Linked DNA regions of Homo sapiens: region 2 is linked to region 1. Evidence: chromatin loops called from intact Hi-C (ENCODE). Cell type or tissue: heart right ventricle. All regions are shown on one strand.

Region 1 (2,500 bases):
TGCCTCTTCCCGCTGGCTTGGCTTATGTGAAATCAGCACCGGCCACCTCTGTGTTCAGCAGAGGTCCCACCCCTGAAGTTGTCCTACCACATCCATCATTTCTAAATCCTGAGACTAAGGGAGAATTACCTGCTGAAAGCACACAGCAACTTCCCTGGAACCCTCAGCTATAAGAGAGTTCAAGACAGACTAGATTTGTTTTAGAAATAGTACAGGCATCTCGGTATGAGACGTCTCATGCAGAGGCAATGACCTGGGACCTGCATAAATGTTTTCATGTGAATGAATGAATGATCACAAGCCTCCTGAGCACATAAGAAAATTATATTCCCATGAAACCCAAGTCATAATAATAATAACAACATTTGTGTAATGCTTTAGAGTTTACAACATCCTTTCACAGCAATTAGGGATTATTTTATTCCCATGTTATAGGTAAGAAAATTGACAGGAAGGCAAAAGGGAATCTAAACACCTTTCATGCTGCAATCTGATTTTCTCCTCAATCTATAAAATGGTTATAATGATGCATATGGAATACCTACATCAAAGTTATGAAGCTTAAATGAGCTAATGTTTAAAATACCTCAGAACACTGCCCGCCTCCATGGAGCAAGTACTATTCAAATGTTTGTGCTTCCTTTCTCTTCCAGTGCTTTAAAAAAATTTAATTTAGAAACAAGTCTGTTAAATACAGCATTTATAAGATAAACCAAAGCATACTATTTAATAGAATAAATTCAAATTCATCTTAATATGTGCTTTGTGGCCCACAATATTCAGGAATATCTGTAGATTCTGATGTTAAACTGATTTTCCAGAGAATGAGAATACATTCTATCATTTGAATGCCAGAAGGAAAACTAAAGTGTTGATTATTGGCTTCAAGGATGGTAAAAGTTAAGATTGTGTATGCACATGTGTGTCTACATGTAAAAAAAAAAAAAAAAATCCAGAAAATCTGATGCAAGTTCGCTATGTGGGAGCGGCTTATGTGCACATGGAGGGCCATCTAGTGGCAGGTGAAGTCATAGTTCCCTAACTGAGGTAGCACATGTGGGAATTTAGGTAAAGCTGGGAGGAGACAGCTGTGATTCTGCTGATTTGGTATTGTGTACTTAGGAGGAGAAAGTTCATTAAATGTCCACAACACTGAACTCCTTGTTCCCTTGTTGTTTTCAAAGGAACAGTGCACTTGCCCTTAATGCTGTGTGCAAAAATATCCAGCTAAGCCATGTAACCCAGGAACAGGGAGAAAAAGTGGTTGGGAAGGTCCAGGGATTCGGGCCTTCTAGAAGTAGTGGGCCTATGTGAACCATCTTCATTGAGATCATCACTTTAGAGGGGGCACCTAATAAATGGGTTGCAGTAAGTGTCCCCAAAGATCAATTATGAACAACCCAACCAGTGGCCCTGTGGTCCAGTATGGCCAACCCCTCCCGGTACGCATATCCTCCCTGCCACCAAAGGCCAGTCTCGGTGCTGATGTGAACCCCAAGGCTCATGGCTCTCCTGCTTCTGAAAAGCAGCAGCAAGACCCCGCACAGCATGCTCCTGCAAAGTGCTCTTCCTCCCTGCGGCTGGCTCACCATGCTTCTCCGGCATGTGTGTCCCAGGCCCTTTGCTCAAGAGCAGCTCTTTCACCCGTGCATCTGGTAACCCAGTGACCTGGGCCAGGAGTGATATCTGGCTCATGAGCTCAAGCAGAAAAAGGTGTCCATGAAATCTCTGAGGCTCCAGAGACTGGGGCCTCTGTCATCTCAGCAATGCCAGAAACCAACACAAGGACCTACATAAAGTAGACCTGGGTATCTGTGGGACTGAGTGAGAACTGAGTAGGGACCGGCACTTATGGGCATGCACACTTGCTCCTTCATGTTCTCTTCTCACTTGGACCAGAAGGGCATAGATGTGTTCCACATGGACAGGGAATTCCTCCCAGAGCAGGCGTCGGTCATATGTATCTTTGGATTTCCAAAGTCCAAGCAGGGCCAAGGGCACAGTAAATGTCTGGAAACTGACAGTTAGACTCTGTCATGTGGCCATGAGGTCCTCTACTCTAAAAGCTAACTGAGAAGTGGCCAAGGCACTGAATACATTCATCAATGCATTCCACCTTTCAACGCATTGAATTCAACAGAAGTAGCACTTACAAAAGAAGTCAATGCTGACACATCTCACCTAACAAAGTGCCACTAGAAGGGCTTCCTGGAGTATCCAGCTACTTTTACTTCATTACAATGATGGCTCACTGTATGGCCTTTCAGGGGCTCAGTAAATTGAGGGATGGCTGAATTGACGTCATAATGAAAGAATGCTGCTGTTCTGATTATATCCCTCCCATGCTCCCATGGAGGCTCTGCCTCTGGCCAGAGAGAAACGGGAGCCACAGAGGACAAGCTCTCTGATGCTGTAAGGAGAGAAAGATGAAAGGGTGCTATAGAAGCTGGGAACTCACTATGCGCTAGGCACTGATGAGACACTTTACATATATTAACTT
Region 2 (2,500 bases), 310 kb before region 1:
GTCATGAGCCCTAGCTGGAATTCCTTGGGGCTACTGTACTGTCTTTGGGATGGGAGGCAGTCCTGGCCACCCCCACATCAGGCATCATTCATTCTGGTGTTCTATCATAATCATGGTTCATATACTTTCCATGTCTTTTCTTTGACTGTGGATGAAGGGTCTCTTCCCTGTTTTATTTTGGAAGTCCAATTAGCTGGACCTGCTACCCTCCTGTATAGGAGCCCTGCTTACTACAGCTTCCACCCCAGGCCACTTCACAGGCTTCTGGCTGACCCTAGATGGCTGCTCAGGGAGAGTGGTGAGGTCACATGGCACCGAGCTTGCATGGGGAGCCTTTGTGCTTCCCAGAAGGGGAGTCGATGGCAGGCAAATGTCTGGTCTGGCCTGTGGTTCTGTTCTGCGTGTTCCAGCCCTTAGGAGCTCACTAAATAGCAGCTGGGCCAGGCGCAGTGGCTCACATCTGTAGTCCCAGCACTTTTGGAGGCTGAGGCCAGAGGATTGCTTAGGGCCAGGAATTTGAGACCAGCATGGGAAACAGCTCAAGTGATCCACCTACCTAGGTCTCTCAAAGTGCTGGGATTATAGGCATGAGCCACCATGCCCAGGTGGCTGTTATAGTACATTGTGTTTTATCATTGGTAAAACTGTTTTTAAATTTTGTAATATCTTTTCTTAGGTATTTTAGATGAAATATTAAGTTTGGTTGTTCCATAGCATTCCTTCAATATCTTTTATATGATATCTATTGGGGAATAGAGAAGCCTCATCTCTATTAAAAAATAAAATTAGGCCTGGCATGTTGGCTCACGCCTGTAATCCCAGCACTTTGGGAGGCCAAGGCAGGTGGATCACGAGGTCAGGAGTTCAAGACCAGTCTGGTCAACATGGTGAAACCCCGTCTCTACTAAAAATACATAAATTAGCAGGGTGCAGTGGTGGGCGCCTGTAGTCCCAGCTACTCAGGAGGCTGAGGCAGAAGAATCACTTGAACCCAGGAAGTGGAGGTTGCAGTGAGCCGAGATCTTGCCACTACACTCTAGCCTGGGTGACAGAGCGAGACTCCGTCTCAAAAAAATTAAATTAAATTTAATTTAAATTAAAAAGAAAAAAAAAAGACCAGTTGTGGTGGCTCATGCCTGTAATCCCAGCACTTTGGAAGGCCAAGGTGGGCGGATCATTTGAGGCCAGGAGTTCGAGACGAGCCTGGCCAACATGGTGAAACCTGGTCTCTACTAGAAATACAAAAATTGGCCCGGCGTGGTGACACACACCTGTAATCCCAGCTACTCGGGAGGCTGAGACACAATAATCGCTTGAACCCGGGAGGTGGAGGCTGCAGTGAGCCAAGGTCGCACCACTGCGCTCCAGCCAGGGCAACAGAACGAAACTCTGTCCGTCTCAAACAAGGACAACAAAAAAGCAGCTGAAATGTCAAAAACCCTTTTTTTGTCTGGCTATGACTCAAAGTCCCCACTAGAGGGCAGGAAACTTACATTTAAGATGGATTTTATGTTCTAAAGGTTAATAAACTGGATAAATGATAATGATTATTGAAATCATAGTCATAGGTAACAATTGTCGCACACTTTCTAAGATCCAGGCACTCCTCTAAGCACTTTATATGCATTATAGTATTTAAGTTATTTACTGTATTCTCTTTACCTACTTCTTACCATAAATTGTAGCCATGCAATTATCAGTTAACTTGCTCTTCACTTCTGTCCCCACCACTGGACTGGAAGTTCCATGAGGATAGTGTCTGTTTTATTCACTATTCTATACTTAGTACTGTGTCTGGAATATTGTAGTGGCTGAATAAGTACTTGTTGAATGAATAAAAGAATCCTGACTTCAAAACCAAAAGATGGGGGCTGTTTTTTTTTATTTGTTTATTTTTTAGTTTCTGGGACAGGGTCTAACTCTGTCTCCCAGGCTGAAGGGCAGTGGCACAGTCATGGCTCACTGCAGCCTCAGCCTCCTGAGCTCAAGCGATCCTCCCAAGCAGCTGAGACTATAGGTGCACACCACCATGTCCGACTAATTTTTGTATTTTTTGTAGAGAGGGGTTTTGCCATGTTGCATAGGTTGCTCTTAAACTCCTGGGCTCAAGTGATCCACCTACCTCGGTCTCTCAAAGTGCTGGGATTATAGGCATGAGCCACCACGCCCAGGTGGCTGTTATAGTACATTGTGTTTTGTCATTGGTAAAACTGTTTTTAAATTTTGTAATATCTGTTCTTAGGTATTTTAGATGAATTATTAAATTTGATTGTCCCATAGTGTTCCTTCAATATCTTTTATAGGATATCTATTGGGGAAATCTCTGTTCTTTTGTAGAAAATTGACAGGCATTGTCAAACTAAAATAAATAAGGACCTCCTTATAGATTAAGAGCTAATTTATTATCTTGGTAATGGGTATTGTAATTATCCGGAGGAATTTGTGGATTTATATTCAACAAACGCTGACCTCATGCCAGACACTGTTCTAAAGACTGCAT

The links. Hi-C counts contacts between places; a loop is a spot of excess contacts. Peaks named below come from ENCODE experiments on the same cell type or tissue, not always from the same donor. Only the 100,000 strongest peaks of a DNase experiment are listed, where the experiment ranks them.
Region 2: it touches region 1 in a loop (10-fold over the local background); 60 of 110 quality-filtered maps call a loop at or near these places.

Annotation. Positions count from the first base shown.
Region 1 is chr9:109,902,244-109,904,743 of GRCh38, reverse strand. All of the region lies in intron 3 of PALM2AKAP2 (PALM2 and AKAP2 fusion), which reads right to left. Among named protein-coding and RNA genes, the nearest start is that of PALM2AKAP2, 120 kb to the right of the region's middle. In heart right ventricle, CTCF peaks have their summits at 813 and 1,023 (motif pointing left); a DNase peak (open chromatin) is centred at 1,013; H3K27ac peaks cover 1,351 bases.
Region 2 is chr9:110,216,809-110,219,308 of GRCh38, reverse strand. No RefSeq gene overlaps it. Among named protein-coding and RNA genes, the nearest start is that of C9orf152, 9.9 kb to the right of the region's middle. In heart right ventricle, CTCF peaks have their summits at 1,267 and 1,466 (motif pointing right); no DNase peak of the experiment used is centred here.